Regions from separate parts of the Homo sapiens genome. Here regions 2, 3, 4 and 5 are each linked to region 1. The links are chromatin loops, found by intact Hi-C in ENCODE. Cell type or tissue: PC-3. All regions are shown on one strand.

Region 1 (5,000 bases):
CACTTCTAACCTTCTTCCTGACTTTTAAACTTTAACGTGTCCTTATTTCTGTTATTATTCATCTCTCATTGCCAAAATGTGAGACTGAAAAGGGTAGAGATTTTTATCTGTTTAATTGAGTTAAATTCCCCATACCTAGAACAATACCTGACATTTAGCAGGCAATCCAAGAAATATCTGTCAAATAAACAGATAAATGATGTTTTCTGGAGAAATTAAAGAGTCCCTGAGAAACATGTTTTGCCCTTAATTTGAAACATCACTTGACAAGCCCCACCCTTTTCTACTCTGCTTTCCATCAGCTTTTTAGCGCCTCAGGCCAAAGGTTCCAATGAGATATCAGAATTTTTTTTTTTTTTTTTGGGGGGGGAGACAGGGTCTCGCTCTTTTGCCCAAGCTTGAATGCGGTGGCATGATCTCAGCTCACTGCAACCTCCACCTCTCAGGTTCAAGCCTTTCTTCTGCTGCAGTGCCCAGAGCGGCTGGGACTATAGGCCTGTGCCACCACACCCAGTTAACTTTTGTAATTTTAGTAGAGAGGGGGTTTCACTATGTTGGGGAGGCTGGTCTTGAACTCCTGGCCTTATGTGATCCGCCCTCCTTGGTCTCCCAAAGTGCTGGGATTACAAACATGAGCCACTGCATCCGGCCAGATATCAAAACAATTAAGGGAAAAAAAAAAGTTAACAGAGGCAGTGTGAGACATAATAAATTAGAAAAGCAAACCAAGAGGTCTGACATCTAACAGAAGTTTGAAAAAGAACAGAGAAAGTGACATATAGAAAATAATAAAAAAAAAAGGCAAGAAAACAGAACTAAAAGAATCTACTTCTAAACTGAAAAACCCACCAAGAACCTAGCATAATGAACAATAAGCATAAAACTTACACCAAAGTACATCACAATGAAATTTCAAAATACCAGAAATAGTTTATAAAAGTATGCGCAGAAACAAACTAAGCCACCTTAAAAGATCAACTCTCAACTTCTCAATAACACTAAAATCCAGAAGACAAAATGACAGTATCTTTTAAAAATACTTTCAACCTATATCCAGCCAAAACCAAATGAAAGGCATTCCCAGACATGGAAGATCTCAAAATATTTAGCTCCCATGCATCCTTTCTAAGATAGCACTAAGAAATTGCTTTACCAAACCAACAAAGAGGAAGAAATGAAATCCATTCAACAGTGTGAAGTAAAGGGTAGACAAAATTGCCTAGAGAGCAACCAGTTCAGAACAGAAAAGTTCCAGGGGGGATTTTTCCTGGGAGTGGGAAGGAGGAAACAGTATTAGAATTTATATGAAAAACAAAAGGATCTGACAATTCTACATGAGATAAAGAAGAGACAGTGCCTTGAAATCTAGGCAAATGTAACAACGAACTGTAAACTACAATAAAAACAAAAAAACAAAAAGTTGTCCGAAAAAGAAAATGCAATTATAGTACACTACTTGGCTTAGCAGTTAACCAAAATATTTATTACTAATTGAAATGATTAAGAAAGAGGTGCCAGGAATATCTGGTGGTGTAAGAGTATTAAATTCTCATCTTCCATAACAAGAAGAGTGTTTCTAAGACTAGGTTTTTTTAAAGTTTAGAAACATATGACTAGAGAATATGGAGTTGAATAACAGAAGAAAAAGCCTAAAAATGTTTGGGAAAGGTAAGGCACAGGTGCATACAGGGCAAGAATTTGTTGTTGCAGTTGCTGCTTCACTGTCACAGCCCTGAAGTAATAAGACTTCTAAAAATCTGTACCTATTAATAGAAATAAAAATGAGGCTAACAGAGAAGGAGGTATGTTTACAAATGCATTCTCTCCACTGCTTAACCACTTCAATTCAATCCATCACTCTCTCTTTTTTTTTTTTTTTTGAGACAGAGTCTCACTCTATCGCCCAGGCTGGAGTGCAGCAGCGCAATCTCTGCTCACTCCAACCTCCACCTCCTGGGTTCAAGCAATTCTCCTGCCTCAGCCTCCTGAGTAGCTGGGATTACAGGCACCCACCATCATGCCCGGCTAATTTTTGTTTCTAGTAAAGACAGGGTTTCACCATTTTGGCCAGGCTGGTCTTGAACTCCTGACCTCAAGTGATCCACCCACCTTGGCCTCCCAAAATGCTAGGATTACAGGCATGAGCCATCGTGCCCGGCCTCAATCATCACTCTCTATGAATAAATATATTTCTGAGCATGGCCCCAAGCCACCTCTCCAGTCTTATTCCCTCCAGTTTTTCTCCTGTAGTCACATTCAAACACAACTTTCATAGCGCTAAACTTTTTTCAAGTAAATATCATGGTTTCATTAGTGTGTACTTTCCACCCTCCCCCACCCTATATACCCACATGCAAACACCTAAGAAAAACTGAAGATAAGCCGGGCATGGTGGCTCATGCCTGTAATCCCAGCACTTTGGGAGGCCCAGGTGGGCGGATCACGAGGTCAGGAGTTCGAGACCAGTCTTGCCAACACGGTGAAACCCTGTGTCTACTAAAAATACAAAAATTGGCTGGGTATGGTGGCGGGCGCCTGTAATCCCAGCCACTCAGGAGGCTGAGACAGGATAATCACTTGAGAATCACTTGAACCGGGGAGGGGGAGGTTGCAGTGAGACGAGATCGCACCACTGCACTCCAGCCTGGGCGACAGAGCAAGATTCGCAAGACTCCAACTTGGTGGGGGGACAAGTTAAACTAAAGATGAACAGGGTGGAAAAGCTTATAAAATTGAGAGATGAGAGGAAAGTCAATAGCTCAGCTAATAAGAGATGCTAGAAAAGCCTACCACCCTCTGAAATTCTGTCAGAAGAAATAATCAGACTCTCCTGCAACATTACCATTTGCTAAATTAGCACAGAAATCACAGGGTTTGATCCAAACAGTGATTCCTTTTTTGGTTTTGCTTATGTAAAAACACACTAAAGGAAATTCTCACTTTTTACAGATTCCTAGGGCCCAGCTCAAGAGTATTTCAATTTTTAGCTGCTCAAGAGAAAAACAGTATCAGCCACCATATCTGCCTTAATGATGTTGCAGAAGCACCATCCAGTGGCAAGAGGAGTAACTGCAACCTCTAGCCACTCTATCAGTTTTCCAGAGCTTGGCTTCTGATGACTTATCAATACACAGTAATTAATGCAGGCAGAACCAACCAACCAAATAACCAAACCATCATTTATAGTTAAATGATCCATTTCTGGGGTTTTTAACAAGTGAAAATCAAGTGTTTTCCACCTACCTGGAAAGGAAATAATCATACACCTGTATCGTTTGAATGCCGCTTAGGCATTGGATTTCAAGACCAGGTTCTAGTCTTAGCTTTGTTACTAACAGTATACATTTTGAAAAGGTCATTTTCCAATATGGGTATTTGTTTCTTTATCTGTATGCAGATGTGAAAATGTAGAATGTGAAAGTTTCCTCTAAAGATCCTTTTGTGTAATAATAGTAACAGCGTAGTTAACATTTTACAATGTGCCTGGCACTGTTAGAAGATCTTTGCATGGATTAACTCATTAAAACCTCAGGATAATCCTAGTTCATAGTATTATTTCCTTTCTGCAAATGAGGAATAAAATAAAAAGTAACAGCAGAAAGGCTGGGCGTGGTGGCTCACACCTGTAATCCCAGCATTTTGGGAGACCAACGTGGGCAGATCACCTGAGGTCAGGAGTTTGAGACCAACCTGGTCAACTGGTGAAACCCCGTCTCTACTAAAAATACAAAAATTAGCTGGGCATGGTGGCAGGCGCCTGTAATCCCAGCTACCAGGGAGGCTGAGGCAGGAGAATCACTTGAACCCAGAAGGCAGAGGTTGCGGTGAGCCGAGATTGCGCCATTGCACTCCAGCCTGGGCAACGAGAGCGAAAATTCGTCATAATAATAGTAACACCAACAACAGCAGCAGCAGCAGCAATAACAGCAGTAATACTAATGTTTACTAGGTAATTACTAAGAGTGCTAAGCATTTCACATATACTGTCTCACTATTCATAAAAATCCTGAGAGTACCAATATGCCTATTTTATAAAACAGGGAGTTCAAGGTAATTTACTTAAAGTTGCAGGATTAACAGATGGCAGAACCAGTATTCAGTACCATGTCTGATTCATACCATGCATGCTTTTAACCTACACTAAGTTCTGTTCATTTTTATTTTTTGAGGTAAAATTCACAGTAAACTGACCACTTTAAAGCGAACAAAAAAAAAGAAAAAATAAAGTGAACAATTCATAATGTTGTGTAACCTCCACCTCTAAATAGTTGCAACATGTTTTCATCACCTCAAAACGACCCCATATCCATTCAGCAGCTTCCCATTCTCCCCTCCCCTCCAGTCCCTGGAAACCACTCATCTGTATTCTGTCTCAGTGGATTTACCTATTTTGGATACTTCATGAAATAGAAGCAAACAACATGTTAGCTTTTGTGTCTGGCTTCTTTCACTTAGTATGTTTAAGGTCCGTCCGTATTATGCAGCACATATTAGTATACCGTTTTTATGACTGAATAATACTCCACTGTATGCGTACACCATAATTTGTCTATCCAATCATCTCCTGATGGAAATCTAAATTGTTTCCACCTTTTGGCTTTTATGAATAGAGCTGTTAAATTCCACCTTTTGGCTTTTATGAATAGAGCTGCTATGAATATGCATATACATGTATTTGAGTATCTGTTTTCAATTCTTTTGGGCATACACAACAGGTGGAACTGCTGAGTCACATGGGAAACCTTAGTTTAACTTTTTAAGGAATTGCCATGGTGGCTGTACCATTTTACATTCACATGAGCAACGTATAAGGGCTCCAATTTCTCCACGTCCTCAATCATACTTGTTACTTTCCTTTTGTGTTTTTAAATAGCCATCCTAGTGGGTAGGAAATGATACCTCATTGTGGTTTTTTATGTGCATTTCTTTAATGACTAATGATGTTGAGAACTTTCCATGTGTTTGTTGATCACTTGTACGTCTTTGAACTCCACAAGTCC
Region 2 (5,000 bases), 140 kb after region 1:
CTCCCCTAAGGCCTCATCCTGACTGTCTCCTCTCCCATGAGTCCTTTAGGAATAAAATGCGTCTGAGGGCTGAGGGATGGGCCCACGTGCTGGAGTTTCTTCTACCTCCTCTGCCTGTATTTGATGAACCCCTCAAAATGGACGCTAGGTGCTGGCCAAAAGTAACTCCGAAGGCCCTGAGGCTACCATCTTTGCATAAGAATCAGTGATTTTAAATTTTTTAAAAATTATTTTTAGGGCCGGGCGCAGTGGCTCATGCCTGTAATCCCAGCACTTTGGGAGCCGAGGCAGGTGGATCACCTGAGGTCAGGAGTTTGAGACCAGCCTGATCAACATGGTGAAACCCCATCTCTACTAAAAATACAAAAATTAGCCGGGCATGGTGGCGCGCACTTGTAATCCCAGCTACTCAGGAGGCTGAGGCAGAATTGCTTGAACCTGGGAGGTGGAGGTGGCAGTGAGCCGAGATCATGCCACTGCAATCCAGCCTGGGCGACAGAGCGAGACAACGTCTCAAAAAAAAAAAAAAAACAAAAACAAAAAAGGCCGGGCGCAGTGGCTCATGCCTGTAATCCCAGCACTTTGGGAGGCTGAGGCAGGTGGATCACGAGGTCAGGAGATCGAGACTATCCTGGCTAACACGGAGAAACTCCGCCTCTACTAAAAATATAAAAAATTAGCCGAGAGTGGTGGCGGGCGCCTGTAGTCCCAGCTACTTGGGAGGCTGAGGCAGGAGAATGGTGTGAACCTGGGAGGCAGAGCTTGCAGTGAGCTGAGATGGAGCCACTGCACTCCAGCCTGGGCGACAGAGCAAGACTCTGTCTCAAAAAAAAAAATTATTTTTAAATTTGTTTTAAAAATTATTTTAAAAAATGTGTGTATATAGTAGTTGCATATATTAATATTGATGGGATACATTAGATTTTTTTTTTTTGGAGATGGAATATTGCTCTATCATCCACCCTGGAGTGCAGTGGTGCAGTCTTGGCTCACTGCAGCCTCCACCTCCCAAGTTCAAGCGGTCCTCCTGCCTCAGCCTCCTGAGTAGCTGGGACTACAGGCGCCCACCACCACACCTGACTAATGTTTGCATTTTTAGTAGAGATGGAGTTTCGCCATGTTGGCCAGGGTGGTCTCAAACTCCTGACCTCAGGTGATCCGTCCTCCTCGGCCTCCCAAAGGGCTGGGATTACAGGCATGAGCCACCTCGCCTGGCCACATGAGATGTTTTGATACAGGTGTGCAATGTGAACTAAGCACATCATGGAGAATGGGGTATCCATCCCCTCAAACATTTATCCTTCAAGTTACAATAATCCAGTTACACTCTTTAAGTTATTTTAAAATATACAATTTGCTGGCTTATACCTGTAATCCCAGCACTTTGGGAGGCTGAGGCAGGTGGATCACCTGAGGTCGGGAGTTTGAGACCAGCCTGGCCAACGTGGTGAAACCCCATCTCTACTAAAAATACAAAAATTAGCCAGGCATGGTGGCATGTGCCTGTAATCCCAGCTACTCAGGAGGCTGAGGCAGGAGAATCACTTGAACCCAGGAGGTGGAGGTTGCAGTGAGCTGAGATCGTGCCATTGCACTCCAGCCTGAGCAACAAGTGCAAAACTGTCTCAAAAAAAAAAAAATATATATATATATACACACACACACACACACACACACATATATATACAATTAAGTTATTGACTATAGTCACCCTATTGTGCTATCAAATAAAAGTATTTATTCATTTTTCTAATTTTGTGTACCTGTTAGAAGCAGTGATTTTTCAAGCTGCAGTATTTCTGTAGGGATCCTTTCCCCTTAACTTCTTGATTTTCCCCACCTCCACATTGCCTCTGCCTCTTTTTTTAAAATAAATAAATAATTAATTAACTTATTTTTTTTTGAGACGGAGTCTCACTCTGTCGCCCAGGCTGGAGTGCAGTGGTGTGATCTAAGCTTACTGCAAGCTCTGCCTCCCAGGTTCATGCCATTCTCCTGCCTCAGCCTCCTGAGTAGCTTGGGACTACAGGCACCCACCACCACGCCCAGCTAATTTTTTTTTGTATTTTTAGTAGAGACGGAAATGGTGTTTCACTGTGTTAGCCAGGATGGTCTTGATCTCCTGACCTCGTGATCCGCCCGCCTTGGTCTCCCAAAGTGCTGGGATTACAGGCGTGAGCCACCGTGCCCAGCCCCCTCTGCCTCTTGGCTTGTTGCTTCTAATCCTTCAACCCTCACATGCACCACGTGGTCTCTCGCTCACCCATTTTCCCATCACTCCTTCATTCCTGCTCCCAGGTACCTAATCATCGAGAACTTCATCCCGCCGGAGGAGAAGAACAAGATCATGAACCGGCTTTTCCTGGACTGTGAGGAGGAGCAGTGGAAGTTCCAGCCACTGGTGCCAGCCGGCGTGTGAGTCTCTAACCCAGCTGTCTGGGCTGGGGGACTTGTGGGTCCACTCCAGGTCGGGGCTGGTGAGGGGCCTGAGGCCTTGCCTGCAGGGAGACAGATGTTTTGTGGATTGGGGAAAAGATGGGGAGGATGCCGATGGGGGATGAATTTCTCAGGATCTAATTGTAGGGGTCTCTATGATGGAAGGGTGTTCTGGGAAAAAAAGTGTCTCATTGGCCTGGGATGCAGAAAATACCTTGTGAGGGATCTCGGGAGGGAGGAAGAGCATCTCAGCCTCTTGACAATCCTAGCGAATGCTAACATCTGGCCAGGTCTGGTGAATATTCATTTGTCAGATGCCCGAAATAGCAACCACAGTTAATATTTGCCAAGCGCTACTGTGTGCCGGATGCTGTGCAAGACTCAGGAGACAGAAGATAAATTAGACATGGTCCGAGCTCACAGTCCAGTGGGAAATAAGTAATCAGATCATGATGTGATAGAGCTGTGATCCAATCTCAGTGCGCTCGCTCATCCGGGTGATTTCAGCATTTCCACCTGTTTCCATGTCCTAGTCCTTGGGTGCAGCTGCGGCCATTGGCTGGGTGTGTGGCTCCCTCTGCTGGTGGCCATGAAGAACATCCCAACAGAGTGAGGCCTTGCCCGGCTGAACCATGGGCCCTTAATTGCAAATATATAGAGAGAGGTGCTTAGGAGGCTGGACACCAATGCACCTTCCTGGAGATTATTTGCTCTCTCTAGAATATTAATGTTAAAATAGGGCAAGAGTCTCCCTAAATCTGGGATGGGAAGCTAGCAAGAGGTCTACAGCTTCTCACTGAAGCATCAGATGCCTACTTGGTTATTTTTTTTTTCCTTTCTTCCTTTTCTTTTCTTCTTCTTTTTTTTTTTTTTAACAACTATAGCTTAGATGCCTATTTGATCTTTCTTAAAGGCTGATTTTACTTAAGGTGATACCACATAAGTTTGTAAGTGGCAAGCACGTGAATAGAGGACTTTTCAATGGTATTACTTTGCACCTACAATCCACCTTTCCAATCTAGGTAGAGATTCTCAATAGTACATCAGCTGTCATAGAGGTTTTCCACCCTGGCTGGAGCTAGAATACCTGCAGAGAGTCTGATTTAAAGGGTCCCAGGTCTTAGGTTTTGTGATTCTGCATTTGAAGCCAGGCTAGAAAACCACTGCTCCAATGACATTTGCTGGAGTTGGATGCTGGCGAGGCTTCACTCTGAAGGGTTATCTTATGCTTAGAAAAGTTCTTTCTAGCTGGGCGTGGTGGCTCAAGTCTGTAATCTCAGCACTTTGGGAGGCTGAGGCAGGTGGATGGCCTGAGGTCAGGAATTTGAGACCAGCCTGACCAACATAGTGAAACCCCATCTCTACTAAAAATACAAAAAAAAATTAGCTGGGCGTGGTGGCAGGCGCCTGTAATCCTAGCTACTAGGGAGGCTGAGGCAGGAGAATCTCTTGAACTCGGGAGGTGGAGGTTGCAGTGAGCCAAGATCACTCCATTGCGCTCCAGCCTGGGCAACAAGAGCAAGACTCCGTCTCAAAAAAAAAAAAGAAAAGAAAAGAAAAGGTCTTTCTGCTGGGCATGGTGGCTCATGCCTGTAATCCTGTAATCCCAGCATTTTGGGAGGCCGAGGCGGGTGGATCACTTGGCGTCAGGAGTTTGAGACCAGCCTGGCCAACGTGGTGAAACCCCGTCTCTACTAAAAATACAAAAAATTAGCCGGGTGTGGTGGCATGCACCTGCAGTCTCAGCTCCTGGGGAAGCTGAGGCAAGAGAATCACTTGAACCCAGGAGGCAGAGGTTGCAGTGAAACTTGCTCTTTCGCCCAGGCTGGAGTGCAGTGGTGTGATCTTGGCTCACTGCAACCTCCGCTTCCTGGGTTCAAACGATTCTCGAGCCTCAGCCTCCCCAGTAGCTGGGATTGCAGGTGCATGCTACCACGCCTGGCTAATTTTTTGTATTTTTAGTAGAGACGGGGTTTCACCATGTTGGCCAGGCTGGTCTTGAACTCCTGAGCTCAAGTGATCCACCTGCCTCAGCCTCCCAAAATGCTGGAATTATAGGCATGAGCCACTGCACCAGTCCTTAGAAAAGTTCTTGAGTTTAAAGTTTGCAGGTGAAGGAATTTCTTTACATTGGATGTAGTAGTGCCACCAATGTGCTCAACTAGTTGTGGGATGGGAGAGGCTTTGAGAAGGTGTGCATTAACTTTTGTTGTTGTTGTTGTTTGAGACAGGGTCTCACTCTGTCACCCTGGCTGGAGTGCAGTGGTGTAATCACAGCTCACTGCAACCTCAGCCTCCCCAGGCTCATGTGGTCCTCCTCCCAGCTAATTTTTTTTTCTTTTTTTTTGGTATTTTTTGTAGAGACAGGGTTTTGCCATGTTACCCAGGCTGATCTCGAGCTCCTGGGCTGAAGCGATCTGCCTGCCTTGTCCTCTCAAAGTTCTAGGATTACAGGCGTGAGCCACTGCGCCTGGCCACGTCAGCTTTTTATTTTGAAAACAAGAATTGCAAGAATAGTATAAAGAATTCTCGTATACCCTTCACCAGATTATTAACATTTTGCC
Region 3 (5,000 bases), 240 kb before region 1:
TATAAGGGATTAACTTGAGTGTTCTAAGAAAAACTTGATACTGGAAAGAATCTTGCTCATAACAAAACATGCTTTCCAAAGAGCACTGTGAATGGTTCTGGAGTAGAGGCAATAAGTCGAGGAAGTATTTCACTGGTTACAAGTACTAGGGAGGTGGAAGATTTAGGGAAAACCTGGAAGGAAATATTTTCCTAGGAGAGGAGGGAGTGTTGATGAATACCTGTGGTTCCTTAGGCATTCAAGTTTGAATTAACTTTCAGTTTATCTTGTCGGAGAAACAAACAAGCAAACAATACAGTTATAATACAAAATTTAAAACTTTCTTAATCTTTGAGATTTGAGGGTTAGCCATGGAGGCTAGTGCCTATAATCCCTGCACTTTGGGAGGCTGAGGTGGGAGGATTGCTTGAGACCAGGAGTTCAAGACCAGCCTGGGTAACATAGTGAGACCCTGTCTCTGCAAAAATAGAAAAAAAAATTAACATAAAGTTTGGTTATAACTTTGTATATATATTTTTTGAGACAGACTGTCACTCTGTTGTCCAGGCTGGAGACCAGTGGCATGATCACAGCTCACTGTAGCCTTGACCTCCTGGGCTCTGGTGATCCTCCCACCTCAGCCTCCCAAGTAGCTGGGACTACAGGCACATACCACCATGCCCAGCTAATTTTTCTATTTTTTGTAGAGACGGGGTTTCACCATGTTGCCCAGGCTGGTCTCAAACTTCTGAGCTTATGGGACCTACCCACCTTGGCCTCCCAAAGTGCTGGAATTACAGGTGTGAGCCACCATGCCTGGCCTAATTTTGTATTCATCACTTTTTGTTTTGTGCTATTTCTTTTCAAGTAGTTGCTCTCTAGTTTGTTGGCTTCCCATCCTGCTTTCCAGTATGGACAGCCCTTCATGATCTAATTCCACCTCCATTTCTATTCACACCTCTGGCAGCAATGATCCCAAACTGCAGTACTGTAGTTCTCTGACAGCACAACAATCTGCATCATACCTGTGTACTTTTAATTGTGTTTCCCAGTGTCTAAAATGTCTGTCCCCTCACAAGGCAAACTCGTTTACCCAACTACTGAACAGATCTCTATTTTAACACATTCCAGTGTAGAAGTCTGGGGAATAAAAGAAGTTAAAGTGTTCTAAACTCCTTGAGATGTCAAAGACGCATGTTATCATCTCTAAAGAAACTTTCTAAATAAGTGGTAAAAATATGTGTAACTAAAAGCTAATGGGGGAGGAGTTCAAATGAGATAATTATAAAAAGAAATTAACTCAAAACAGGGAAATAAGGGAGAAAAAAAGGAGCAGAAAAAGTGGACTAAATAGAAAACACATAGACAACAGATTTAAACTTATCAGTGATTATAATTGACTATAAATAGCATAAATGATTTAATAAAGGTAAGGGTAGTCTAACTGATTAAAAAAAAAACTAAACCAAAATATGTGCTATTTATAACAGATATCTAAAGGTTTTTTGTTTGTTTCTTTTGTTTTGTTTTTGCCTTTTGTTTTTTGTATTTTAAAGATTGGTCTCACTCTGCACCCAGGCAGCAGTACAGCGCACAATCATAGCTCACCGCAGCCTCAAACTCTTGGGCTCAAGTGACTCTCCCACCTCCGCCTCCCAAGTAGCTGGGATTACGGGTACACACCACTGTGCTCAGCTCAGAATACATATACTTTTTTGTCTGTTTGTTTTTGAGATGAAGTTTTGCTCTTTCACCCAGGCTGGAGTGAAGTGGTGCAATCTCGGCTCACTGCAACCTCTGCCCCTGGGTTCAAGCCATTCTCCTGACTCAGCCTCCTGAGTAGCTGGGATTACAGGTGCGTGCCACCCCGCCCAGCTAATTTTTGTGTTTTTAGTAGAGACAGGGTTTCGCCATGTTGGTCAGGCTGGTCTTGAACTCCTGACCTCAGGTGATCCACCCGCCTCGGCCTCCTAAAGTGATTACAGGTGTGAGCCACTGCGCCTGGCCACACATACTTTTTTATTACATACAGAACACTTACAAAAGCTGTCCATAAGCTGGCCCATAAAACGGACCTCAAAAATGTTAAAGATTGATAATCATAAAGATGATCTTCTCTGACAAGAATGCAATCAAGCTAAAGGCAGTAACAAAAATATAACCAGAGAATTTCTTTTGTTTAGAAATTAAGACATAACACTTCTAAGTAGCCGACAAAGAAGAAATCAAAAGGGAAATCAGAAAATATTTTGAATGAAATAATAAAAATACATATCAAAATTGTGAGACGCAGGGGCCCAGTTCTAGAAAAGATGGAGTAAGCATCCTCCACCCTGTCTCTCCCACTGAGTGAAGATGCACGGAACTGATATTTGAGGACTCTAGAAAGTAAATAGTAGCAGGTGGATTGGGGAAGAAGTCCAGAATTCAACATACCACCGAACTGGTGGTGAGCTTCACATTTTTTCTTCTGGTATGCACTGGCCTGAACTCAAGGCAACCTCAAATCCAGAAATGGGCAATTGCACAGACAGACAGAACTACAGAAGAAACCCCCTAGGTCTGGCTCAAGGAGAGGGAAGGAAGACCCTAACACTCAGAGAGAGTGGAGGAAATTCTACCTTTTTTTTCTTTTTTCTCTGTTCTTTCACACCCAGCCTCTAAGCAATCCCATGGCAGCAGTGGCGGTGAGGATCCGCAGGAGCCGAGAACTCTGAGGGAGGGGAACTTCCTCTGATCAGAATTTATGGTGCCAAGAGGGCAAGGCAAACCTCCATTGCTTTTTGTCTCTGCTACAAGGCCCCACCTGTGAACAGTCACAGTAAGTGCATGGTAAAGCAGGGAAATAAAGCCCTGGATTTCTGGCCAGAGAACCAAAAAGAGGAGTCCCAGGGAATCAGAAAGTACTAGAATGACCAGAAAGGAAGAGGACAAGAAGATGACCCCAGACAGTTTTATGAGCTCCTGGGATCACTTCCCAGTTGTACAGGCGTGGATCTGACTCTAAACCACAAACCACCAGCAGAACTGCACTAAGAGATCGACCATCCATCACGCAGGTCCCGGGCCGGCCACTGGGTGGCACACATCTGCAGAAGATCTGAATAGCACCGTAAAGGTTTTGAAATGAGAATTGATGTTGAAAGAAGCACAGTCCGCAGTAGGTTGATCAGAACTTGTGATTGAACCAAGCCAGGTAGATTACCTGCTAAAAAAGAAACATTAACACTTCCCACAGGTTTTAAACAAGATCCAGAGTCTCATAACATAATATTCAAAATTTCCAGGATAAAACTCAAAATTAACTGGCATTTGAAGAACCTGGAAATCTCAACTCACATGGGAAAAAACAATCAACATTTACCAATGCTGAGATGACAAAGATGTTGGAATTATCTAAAAAAGACATTAAAGTACCTATTACAAAAGTGCCATAAGTAAATGTGAACACTGTTTTAAAAACAAAAGAAAAGGCAAAAAGCCTCAAGGAGGAAATAGAAAATATAAAGAAGAACCAAATGGGAACTTTAGAACTGAAATATATAATAACCAAAAATGTAAAAGTTATTGCATGAGCTCTGTATTAAATTACTACCATGGCTGCTATAATAAATACCTACAAATGTAGTGACTTAAAACAAAACAAATGTATTATGTAATGTAATGTGTTCTGAGAGTGAGATGTGTGAAATGAATCTTACAGAGGTAAAATCAAGATGTCAGCAGATCTGCATTTCTTCTGGAAACCGCAGGGAAGAATCCATTTGCTTGCTCTTTCCAACTTCTGGAGCCTGTCATCAATCCTTGCCTCAAGGCCCTTTCCTTTATCTTTAAAGTGCATCAGTTTCACTGGACACAGTGGCTCACACCTGTCATCCCAGAACTTTGGGAGACCAAGGCAGGAGGATCATTTGAGCCCAGGAGTTTGAGACCAGCCTGGGCAACATAGTGAGACCCCATCTCTACAAAAAATAAAAATAAAAATTAGCCAAGCGTGATGACACACACCTGTGGTGCCAGCTACCCAGGAGGATGAGGCTCACTTGAGCCCACGAGGTCAAGGCGGCAGTGAGCCATGATTGTGCCACTGCACTCCAGCCTGGGCAACAGAGTGAGACCCTGTCTCAAAAAATAATTACATAAATAAAGTGCTGCATCAGTTCAACCTGTGCTTTTTTGTTTCTCACATTCGTGTCTCCCTTTTACAAGGACCCTTGTGATTACATTGGGCCCACACAGATTATCCGTGATAATATCCCTCTCAATATTCATAATTTAATCACATCTGCAAAATCCCTTTTGACATATACATTTACATATCCAGAAGTTCTAGGGATTTGCACATGGACATCTTTGGGTGGTCATTATTCTGTCTATCCAGGCTTAACAGCAGAACAGAGATGACAGAGAAAAAAGTCAGTCAACTTGAAGATAGATCAATAGAAATGATCCAATCTGAAAACCAGAGAAAAAAGATTGAAAACCTGAACAGAGCCACTGGGATCTGTGGATAAAATACTAAAAAGGCAGCTGGGCGCAGTGCCTCATGCCTGTAATCCCAGCACTTTGGGAGGCTGAGGCGGGCGGATCACGAGGTCAGGAAATCGAGACCATCTTGGCTAACAGGGTGAAACCCCGTCTCTACTAAAAATACCACAAAATTAGCCGGGTGTGGGCATGCACCTGTGGTCCCAGCTACTCAGGAGGCTGAGGCAGGAGAATCGCTTGAACCTGGGAGGCGGAGATTGCAGTGATCGGAGATAGCACTGCTGCACTCCAGCCTAGGCAATAGAGCGAGACTCCGTCTCAAAAAAAAAAAAAAAAACTAAAAAGGCCTAATAGTTGTGTCATTAGAGCGCCAGAGAAGAGGAGAAATAATTCAGTGCAGAAAAACAATTTGAAATAGTGGCTGATAAAAGACATAAATCTACAGAAGCAAAAGCTCGCCAAATCCAAAAAGGATAAGTCCAAAGAAAGCCCACCTTAAACACATCATAACTGCTAAAAACTAAAGTCAAAGA
Region 4 (5,000 bases), 97 kb after region 1:
TTATCATGAACCAGGCATATTTCTTTTTTTTTTTTTTCCCGAGACGGAGTTTCACTCTGTCGCCCAGGCTGGAATGCAAAGGAGCCATCTCGACTCATGGCAACCTCCGCTTCCCGGGTTCAAGTGATTCTCCTGCCTCAGCCTCCCAAGTAGCTGGTACTACAGGTGCCCGCCACCACACCCGGCTAATTTTTGTATTTTTAGTAGAGACGGGGTTTCACCATGTTGGCCAGGATGGTCTCGATCTCTTGTCCTCATGATCTGCCTGCCTCAGCCTTCGAAAGTGCTGGGATTACAGGCATGAGCCACTGTGCCGGGCCTGAACCAGGCATATTTCTAGGCACTGGGAGAAATTATCTCATTGCACATTAATGGGAAGAAGAAAACATAAACAGATAAAGAAATATCTAGAATGTCATATTGTGGTAAGTGCTGTGAAGAAAAACAAAATGGAGTAAGGATATAGGGAATGACAAAGAAGTATTTTAGGAAGCACGGACAAAAAAGCTTCTCTGAGGAGATGACATTTGCAAATACAAGTGAATGACAGGAAGGAGGGAAGCCGAGTGAGACGCTGGGAGAGAGAGCTTGCAGGCAGAGGAAAGAGCAAGTGCGCAGGCCCTCAAGCTGGAAGGTGCTTGGCAGGACTGAGGAACAAGGAGGCCAGTGTTGTTGGATGAGAGTAGGGAAGGGGGGAATAGGAACACATGATACAGGAGAAGGGACCAGGAGCTTGATAGAGTACAGTGTACGTGCCCCAACAAGGACTTTGGATTTCATTCTTTTCTTTCTTTCTTTTTTTTTTTTTTTTTTTTTGAGGCAGAGTCTCTCTCTGTCACCCAGGCTGGAGTGCAGTGGCATGATCTCGGCTCACTGTAACCTCCGTCTTCCGGGTTCAAGTGATTCTCCTGCCTCAGCCTCCCAAGTAGCTGGGATTACAGGCATGCACTACCATGCCCGGCTAATTTTTTGTATTTGTAATAGAGACAGGGTTTTGCCATGTTGGCCAAGCTGGTCTTGAACTCCTGACCTCAGGTGATTCGCCCACCTCAGCCTCCCAAAGTACTGGGATAACAGGCGTAAGCCAGTGCGCCCAGCCTGGATTTCGTTCTGAGAGGGATGAGACGTCATTGGAGGATGGAGAGGAGGAGGTAGGATGATTTGATATGTAGTTCTGAAGGAAGACTCTAGCTGTTCTGTCGCAGAGGAAGAGTAGGAGGATAAGGGTGGAACCAGGGGTTCCTGTTAAAATACTACTGCAGCGTGCAGGTGAGAGATGTAGGGGGCATGGACTAAGAGGGTAGTGGTGGTAGCATGGAGAGTTTTGGAATCAGGATCAACAGATTTTCTAAGTAGAACCGGGATAGCATTTGTTGATGAATTGTATTTAGGGTAAGAGGAAGAGGAGTCAACATGTACGATGCTTTAAAACAAAATTGAGACAATTCTATATAGAGTTTGGTCAAAACTCTTTTAAAAATGTTCTTAAATTACTTTTGGAACAAGACACTTACTTATAGCAAATTAGAAGAACTCGAGTTGGGGAGACACAATATATTCATAGATGGATGGATAGCACCATTTAAAAAAGCAGATGGTAATTGCACATCGTACAAATTGCCCCAGAAGGTAAGGAAAGGAAGAGGCCCCTAGGTCTGGAGGAGGCAGGTAGTGTTGAAAGAGGAAGGTAGAGTTAGACCAGATAGAGGTGGATTGAGGGCTGAGCCTCAGGGCTTAGGACAGGGTGGTAGGAAAAACACTGTCTTTCGAGTGGGAGGAATTAGGCTCAAGTTCCAGTGCAGCCACTTACCAGGTAAGTGAATGTGAAGATTAGATAAAACATCTGTGACCCACCCATTAGGTTCTCAGTAAAGGGGAACAACTATGAACTGTTCTTTTTATAATATCCAGAGTCTTAATTTTCAGATTTTTCTATGATTTTTTTATTTAGGTTGACAAATCCTGTTCACCAGAAATTACAGCAGAGATTGTAGACAGGAAGCTGCAGAGGAAAGAGGCACAATGAGAAATCAAGCTTGGACACATTTGGTAGACTCCTATAGTTAGGTAATAACTCATACAGTTAGGTAATTGCATAACGATTGATAGCCCAGAAATTGGAGCTCATCCAGTAATTCTGTCACATAGTCATGTCTCCCTCTGCTGGCAAAACTTGGTTTGTTTGTTTTTGGTTTTGGTTTTGAGATGTCGCCCAGGCTGGAGTGCAGTGGTACGATCTCGGCTCACTGCAACCTCCACCTCCCAGGTTCAAGTGATTCTCCTGCCTCAGCCTCCTGAGTAGCTGGGATTACAGGCTCGTGCCACTAGGCCTGGCTAATTTTTGTATTTTTAGTAGAGACGGGGTTTCGCCATGTTGGCCGGGGTGGTCTTGAACTCCTGACCTCAGGTGATTTACCACCCACCTCAGCCTCCCTAAGTGGTGGGATTACAGGCGTGAGCCACCGCACCTGGCCTGTTTTTTGTTTTGTTTTTTTAGAGACAGGGTCTCCCTCTGTTGCCCAGGCTGGTCTCAAACTCCCAGGCTCAAGGGATCCTTTTGCCTCAGCCTCCCGAAGTACTAGGATAACAGGTGTGAGTCATTACACCCAGCCAGAACTTGGTTTTTGTAGGGTAAATCCAAACCTGAATTACTTGTATTTGAACATTTGTAGACCCCAGGATTACCAAAGAGTGAACTCTGTCTTCTTTGTAGAATCTTACTGTGGCTGTCATTGGGACCACACTGGAAGAAGGTGGTGGAACGGGAATCCCCTGTGGAAAAATGACTTTTGTTGTTGTTGTTGTTGTTGAGACAGAGTCTCGCTCCATCACCTAGGCTGGAGTGCAGGGGCGCAATCTCAGCTCACTGCAACCTCTGCCTCCCAGGTTCAAGCGATTCTCCTGCCTCAGCCTCCTCAGTAGCTGGGACTACAGGCACCTACCACCACACCTGGCTAATTAAGGTATTTTTGGTAGAGGCAGGGTTTCTCCATGTTGGCCAGGCTGGTCTTGAACTCCTGACCTCAAGCAATCTGCCTGCCTTGGCCTCCCAAAATGCAGGGAAATACAGGCGTGAGACACTGCGCCCTGCCAAGAACTTTCATTATCAAAGGAAATGCAGCAAAGGAGCTTCTTCCTCCCACCAAGCCAGTGACGGGTCTGTATTCAATGAAGTTGTCATTCAAACCAGGACTGGGAAGCAACTGATCTGTACCTTACCATCATAGGAAGCTCACCCCGTAGCACAGGGGAAACACTAGGAGGGCTGCAGGTTTGGAGTCTGTAGACTGTGCCACTTGGCTGCGTTTCCTTTCTTAGTCACTTAATCAGTCTGAAGCTTAGGGTCCTCCTTATAATGTGAGGATATTAATAGTTTCTCCTTTCCTGGGATTTATGTGAAGATCAAGTGAGTAACAAATGTGATAATACTTTATTAACTGTTAATCACACTACAAATCTAAGGGTTTATTACTGTGATTTCTTTGTCTCACCTTTCCATTCTCTTGCCTTGAAGGTTTTTTTTTCTTTTCTTTGAGACAGAGTTTCGCTCTTACTGCCCAGGCTGGAGTGCAATGGCACGATCTCGGCTCACTGCAACATCCACCTCCTGAGTTGAAGCGATTCTCCTGCCTCAGCCTCCCGAATAGCTGGTATTGCAGGCGCCCGGCTAATTTTTGTATTTTTTAGTAGAGACAGAGTTTCTCCATGTTGGCCAGGCTGGTCTTGAACTCCTGACTTTGTTATCCGCCCACCTCAGTCTCCCAAAGTGTTGGGATTACAGGCGTGAGCCACCACGCTCGGCCTTTTTAATACATATTTATTTATTTATTTATTTATTTATTTATTTATTTATTTATTCTTGCCTTGAAGGTCTTTAAACATTCATTCATGGCCAGGTGCGGTGGCTGATGCCTGTAATCCCAGCACTTTGGGAGGCCGAGGCAGGTGGATCACCTAAGGTCGGGAGTTCGAGACCAGCCTGACCAACATGGAGAAACCCTGTCTCTACTAAAAATATACACAAAAAATTAGCTGGATGTGGTGGCGCATCCCTGTAATCCCAGCTACTTGGGAGGCTGAGGCAGGAGAATCACTTGAACCTGGGAGGCAGAGGTTGTGGTGAGCCGAGATCGCACCATTGCACTCCAGCCTGGGCAACAAGAGCAAAACTCTGTCTCAAAAAAAAAAAAATTAATTCATTTGCTTAATGGCCAATATTAACTATATTAACTATATAACAATATTATATAATAAATATATTAACTATATATATATATATATTTTTTTTTTTTTTTAAATAGGGTCTCTCTCTGTTGCCCAGGCTGGAGTGCAGTGATGCAATCTTGGCTCACTGCAACCTCTGCCTCCTGGGCTCAAGCCATCCTCCCACCTCAGCTTCCTGAGTAGCTAGGACTACAGCCACATGCCACCACACCTGACTAATTTTTGTGTTTTTTGTTGAGGTGAGGTTTTGGCATGTTGGCCAGGCTGGTCTCGAACTCCCGAGCTCAAGCAATCCACTGGCCTGGCCTCCCAAAGTGCTGAGGTTACAGGCATGAGCCACCGCCCTCGGGCAAATACTAACTACCTTAATTGCAGCCAGAACTGTGTTGGGTATGGGAAAAGGAGACACAAAGACAAAAAACATGGCCCTTGTCTTCAACACTTTATGGTGAGAGAGACAGACTCAGTTAGCCACAGTACAAGTCAAACTGTGATGAGTACTAGGGGTCTAGCTAAACAGAGAGCTATAGCAACATGAAGAGAGGAAATTTTTTTTCTTTTTTACAAATTAATTAATTTTTTTAAAAGATGGGGGTTTCAGTATGTTGCCCAGGCTGGTCTTGAACTTCAGCGCTTAAGTGATCCACTGGCCTCAACCTCCCAAAGTGCTGGGATTACAGGCATGAGCCATCGCACCTGGCCAAAAGGAAAAATAATTCTGGTAGAGTCAGGGGAGTCAAATAAGTCTTCCCAGAAGAGGTGATGCTCATATGGGA
Region 5 (5,000 bases), 57 kb before region 1:
TATATGTATGGTTTTTTATATGTCAACAATAAAAACAAAACAAAAATGATTTGTAAGTGACCTGTTTCTCCTTCAGATTATCTTTGCTTTCTTGAGGACTTGATTATGCATTCAAAATTATACTGATGTTGTATTTCTAAGGTATCTGTAGTGGAGGAGGGGCGCTCAGGTGCTCAGGTTAGCTGGTCTACTTTAGCACCCGGCTTAAAGCACAAATGGGAAGCTTGATCTGCTCTCCTTCATGCATTCATTCATTCACTCATCTAACTATGCATATATATATATATATATACACACACACACACACACACACACACATATATATTTTGAGATAGGGTCTGCACTCTGTTGCTCAGGCTGGAGTGCACTTGTGTGATCATGGCTCACTGCAGTCTCGACCTCCAGACTTAAGTGATCCTCCCACCTTAGCACCTCAAGTTAGGACCACAGGCACATAGCACCACACCCAGCTAATTTTTTATTTTTTGTAAAGATGGACTCTCCCTATGTTGCCTAGGCTGGTCTCAAACTCAGGGGCTCAAGAGATCCTTCTGCTTTGGCCTCCAAAAGGGCTGGAATTACAGGTGTGAGCCACTATGCCTGGCCTCATTTAACAATATTTCTTGGGCACCTACTATGTGCCAGGAATAGTCAGGCACTGGGGATCCTGTGTGAGGCAGGACAGATTTTATCCTAGCTCTCAGAGAGCTGCTCCCAGCAGAGAGAAAGGTTTTGTTTTTTATCCTCATGATTTTGCACTGTCCCTCAGCTATATCACCCACCTATCAATATTATTTCTTCCACTGGTTTTCCTGGAGACTGTCTTCCTGCTCCCCTCTGGGTAGGTTGCTTCCAAGTCCAACTACATAGCCCCTCCAGGACTGGCCCACACTTGAGTCCCTGTTTTCTGAGTCTCCGGCTTTTCTTTTCCTTGGTGTACTCTTTCCTTTTCCTAGAGTAGATTCCTGAGAAGGACAGCAAGGGAAAAAAACATTTACCTGTTTGCATATCTGAATATGTCATTTATTTTGCCTTTACATTTGACAAGTAAGTTCCTTTTCTATTTTTGTATTTTCTCTCTGATAATTACTTTATGTCTTAGTCTGTTTTGTGCTGCTATAACAGAATACTATAGACTGGCTAATTTATAAAGAACAGAAATTTATTTCCCCCACTTTTTTTTTTTTTTTTTTTTTTAATGAGACAGAGTCTTGCTCTGTTGCCCAGGCTGGAGTGCAGTGGCTTGATCTCAGCTCACTGCAACCTCCGCCTCCTGGATTCAAGTGATTCTTCTGCCTCAGCCTCCAGAGTAGCCTCCCGAGTAGCTGGGACTATAAATATGTGCTACGACATCCAGCTAATTTTTGTATTTTTAGTAGAGACGGGGTTTCACTATGTTGGCCAGGCTGGTCTCAAACTCCTGTCCTCAAGTGATCTGCCTGCCTGGGCCTCCCAAAGTGCTGGGATTACAGGCAGGAGCCACTGTGCCTGGCCTATTCTTCTCTTGAATCATTTTATTTCAGTGGATAGTTTTTATTTTAGAGATCATTTTTTCATTATTTGTTCTTTTTTATAGCATCCTATTCTTAATTTATGGATCCCATGTCATTCAAAAATATTGCTTAAAGTGAGTTTGGGGTTTTTCTTTGGTTTTCCTTACCTTTTTTCCCCTGAAGTCTCCTTTTTATGTTTGTTAGTTGTTTTACTGTCTCTTTTATGTCAACATGAAGAACTGAATATCTGACTCAATCTGGGTGTCAGGTATGTGGATTGTTATTTTTATTTATTTTATTTATTTTTATTATTATTATTTTTTGAGACGTTGTTGCTCTGTTGCCAGGCTGGAGTGCAGTGGCACAATCTCAGCTCACTGCAACCTCCACCTCCTGGGTTCAAGCAATTCTCCTACCTCAGTTTCCTGAGTGGCTGGGATTATAGGTGTGTGCAACCATGCCCGGCTATTTTTTTCTGTAGATTGTTATTAATTTTCCTATACTTTTCTTTATGTTGACTGATTTCGTATATACGGTTTTGGTAGATTGGAAACTTTGTATGTGTTTATATGTCCTCAGAACTGGAGGAATCTGCTATAAGGGGCCTTTTTGTTGGTGAACTTCCATGTGACAGAAGGACTTCCTAATCTTCTGCCTGAGTACATGTATTTGGCTGCTAAAATTCTGGGAAAGGGAAGGAAGAATGAAGGAAAGAAGCTTAGGAGCCCATTATTCAAGACAGGCGTCCACTTCATTCCTTGTTTTTGATACTATGACTCACCTCCACCTCTCTCTGGGCCTGGTGGCCTCACATCTGAAGCCTCTATAGTTTCATTTCTGCAAATAATAAGGCTTGAAGAGGGGTGACAGCAACTCCTGGCTGTGAGGGGTGGGAAGGGACACTTGGGATCCGTTATTTCCTTGCTCCATTTTTAGCCCATTGCCATATGCCTCAGTTGTCCATGGTAACTGGTACCTATAAATCCTGGAACTCTTGGGATCCCATCAGAGAAAATATACCCACTTCTTATCGACATCCCCCTTTGAAAACAATGAGGTTGTAACTTATGCTCCACGTCAGTTAGCTCTGTTTTCCATCTTCCATTTTTTAAAGACTAATATTTACATACATAAAAATTTTAATTCTCACTTGCTGATGTCTCTTGCTCCCTAATTTTTATCTTTGTAGGTTTATACTTTTAAAATTCCGTGTCTGCCATGCTGGTGGGGGTAGGGAGAGATCATTTAATTTTGTGTGGCTATATATTACCCTAAAATCTTGATGGGCTTTTGAGAAATCTCTCATGGCACACTGAAGAAATGCAGTTTCCAGCATTGGTCACACGGTGGCGGAGCGACCCTACGTTTAATTTATAGTTTCTCCATGCAAGCCCCACTGCCAACCCCACAAGAGTTGGGGTATTGGAGTCCTGGCTAATCCAGCAAGGTGGACTACAGAATTGTAGAATATTTCCATTGAACTGTTGGAGAGCTTTCGAGTCCATCTCCTTTAGAGACAAGGAAATGATTCACAGGAGTCAACTAATGTATCCAATACCCGGAAGTAGTAAGAATAAATTTGAACTTTAAATTTTTTTTTTTTTTTTTGAGGCGGAGTCTCACTCTGTTGCCTAGGCTGGAGTGCAGTGGTGTGATCTCGGCTCACTGCAACCTCCGCTTCCCAGGATCAAGTGATTCTCCTGCCTCAGCCTCCTGAGTAGCTGGGATTACAGGCATGCGTTCCCATGCCTGGCTAATTTTTGTATTTTTAGTAGAGACGGGGTTTCACCATGTTGGTCAGGCTGGTCTCAAACTCCTGACATTGTGATCCTCCCACCTCAGCTTCCCAAAGTGCTGAGATTACAGGCATGAGCCACCAGGCCCCGCCTTTTTTCTTTTTCTTTCTTTCTTTTTTTTTTTTTGAGACAGTCTTGCTCTGTTGCCCAGGCTGGAGTGCAGTGGCATGATCTCGGCTTACTAATACCTATCTCAGGTTCAAGTGATTCTCCTGCCTCAGCCTCCCAAGTAGCTGGGATTACAGGCACGTGCCACCACACCAGGCTAATTTTTATATTTTTAGTAGATGCAGGGTTTCACCATGTTGGCCAGGCTTGTCTCAAACTCCTGACCTCAAGTGATCCACCAGACTCGGCCTCCCAAGTGCTGGGATTACAGGCGTGAGCCACTGTGCCCAGACTAAAAGTTATAATTGAAGTTGCCTTTGAATCAAGATGGGACTGTGAATGTATGGAAGTGGGGGTGGGGAAAAGGAGGCCGCTGCATCCCCTGCTTGAATGTGATGGGAGAGGGAAGCTGAAGGAACGTCACCGGTTCACTCACTGCATGTTCTGAGCACCTGCTGCGTGGACAGCAATGCAATAAGATTTGTGAAAACACAAAAAGGACTAGAGTCCCTGCCCACCACTCGCTCACAATCCATTAAAGAGATAAGCCAGTTAACCACAAACAAGGAAGTAGGCAATAAATGCCCAACGGAAAAGCAGGCCAAATGTATTCTTCTCGGGATTTAGAAGAGAAAGGCAACTGCTCTGCTCAGAAGTGGGGAATATACCTGCTGGTGGGATTCGGGCTGGCCTTGGGAAAATAGCATAGGGCCACCTTTCTCAAATTGTAATTTGTGTGAGACTCCTCTGGGGCTTTTGTGTAATCATAGATGTGAATTGTGCAGAGCAGCTGCAGTTCTCAGAAGCTCCCAGGTGATTCCCATGCAGGTGATCTGAAGAACACACTTTGAGTAGCAAGGGTATGGGAACTGGTTCATGAACTTGGCTGCACATGGGAATCACATAGGAAGTTAAAAACGAACAAAAAGCCACTATCATCTCAGGAATTCTGGGGTGCAACCTTGGCATTAGTTTGTTTGCTTATTGTGTAAAGAAAGTGTCTCACTATACCCTCAGGCTGGTCTTGAACCCCTGGCCTCAAGCAGTCCTCCCATCTCGGCTTCCCAAAGTGCTGGGACTCCAGGCATGAACCACTGCACAGAGCCAGTGCTTGTATTTCTAAAAGCACTCCCCTAATGTGCAGTAAAGTTTGCACACCACTGGCATAGTAGATATTTGTCACTCTTTTTGCCCATCCAGTTACCTAAATCCCCCATCTTAGAGTCAGAGGCCACCTCCCACTATTGAAGCTGAAAACAAGAGATTCTCCCTTTTCCCCACTTCCCTGGCACCTGGGGCAGGGGCATGTATTTTGGGCTTCACCAACCAATAACCATCCAGACTGTGAACAAGAAGCCACTGAAACAAAGCAGAATCCATACAGTATCCATCCACCTTTGCAGGAGTTTTGGCACTGGCGGCAGCCAGTTTTCAGAGGCAGCAGGGACAATTCTTGGGGCGTGATGTCTGTGTTGATCAGCAGTGACTACAGGGCCTTAGCAGACCAATTCTTTTAAGTCTAATTTTGAGCACTGGTCTTGATGCACAATCTTTTTTGTTGTTGTTTTGGAGGGCACACCCGGATCTTGGTGCACAGCCTTTA

Evidence for each region. A loop is a pair of places that touch in the nucleus more often than their neighbours do. Peaks named below come from ENCODE experiments on the same cell type or tissue, not always from the same donor. Only the 100,000 strongest peaks of a DNase experiment are listed, where the experiment ranks them.
Region 2: it touches region 1 in a loop (16-fold over the local background); 6 of 110 quality-filtered maps call a loop at or near these places.
Region 3: a loop joins it to region 1, with 16 times the contacts of the local background. A loop is called at or near these places in 11 of 110 quality-filtered maps.
Region 4: it touches region 1 in a loop (4-fold over the local background); 21 of 110 quality-filtered maps call a loop at or near these places.
Region 5: it touches region 1 in a loop (6-fold over the local background); 64 of 110 quality-filtered maps call a loop at or near these places.

Annotation. Positions count from the first base shown.
Region 1 is chr2:26,086,303-26,091,302 of GRCh38, reverse strand. All of the region lies in intron 1 of RAB10 (RAB10, member RAS oncogene family), which reads right to left. All of the region lies in intron 1 of LOC105374333 (a long non-coding RNA gene), which reads right to left. Among named protein-coding and RNA genes, the nearest start is that of RAB10, 55 kb to the right of the region's middle. In PC-3, CTCF peaks have their summits at 2,859 and 3,072 (motif pointing left); a DNase peak (open chromatin) is centred at 4,892; H3K4me3 peaks cover 505 bases; H3K27ac peaks cover 1,172 bases.
Region 2 is chr2:25,949,204-25,954,203 of GRCh38, reverse strand. It overlaps KIF3C (kinesin family member 3C), which reads left to right. Exons shown (of 8, transcript NM_002254.8): 5 at 2,299-2,415. Among named protein-coding and RNA genes, the nearest start is that of KIF3C, 31 kb to the left of the region's middle. In PC-3, a CTCF peak has its summit at 3,015 (motif pointing left); a DNase peak (open chromatin) is centred at 3,043.
Region 3 is chr2:26,328,259-26,333,258 of GRCh38, reverse strand. All of the region lies in intron 1 of ADGRF3 (adhesion G protein-coupled receptor F3), which reads left to right. Among named protein-coding and RNA genes, the nearest start is that of SELENOI, 15 kb to the left of the region's middle. In PC-3, CTCF peaks have their summits at 2,846 and 3,047 (motif pointing right); a DNase peak (open chromatin) is centred at 3,018.
Region 4 is chr2:25,988,879-25,993,878 of GRCh38, reverse strand. No RefSeq gene overlaps it. Among named protein-coding and RNA genes, the nearest start is that of KIF3C, 8.9 kb to the right of the region's middle. RefSeq lists a silencer at 2,032-2,081. In PC-3, a CTCF peak has its summit at 2,165 (motif pointing left); a DNase peak (open chromatin) is centred at 2,118; H3K4me3 peaks cover 730 bases.
Region 5 is chr2:26,143,109-26,148,108 of GRCh38, reverse strand. No RefSeq gene overlaps it. Among named protein-coding and RNA genes, the nearest start is that of GAREM2, 27 kb to the left of the region's middle. In PC-3, a CTCF peak has its summit at 2,835; a DNase peak (open chromatin) is centred at 2,858; H3K27ac peaks cover 398 bases.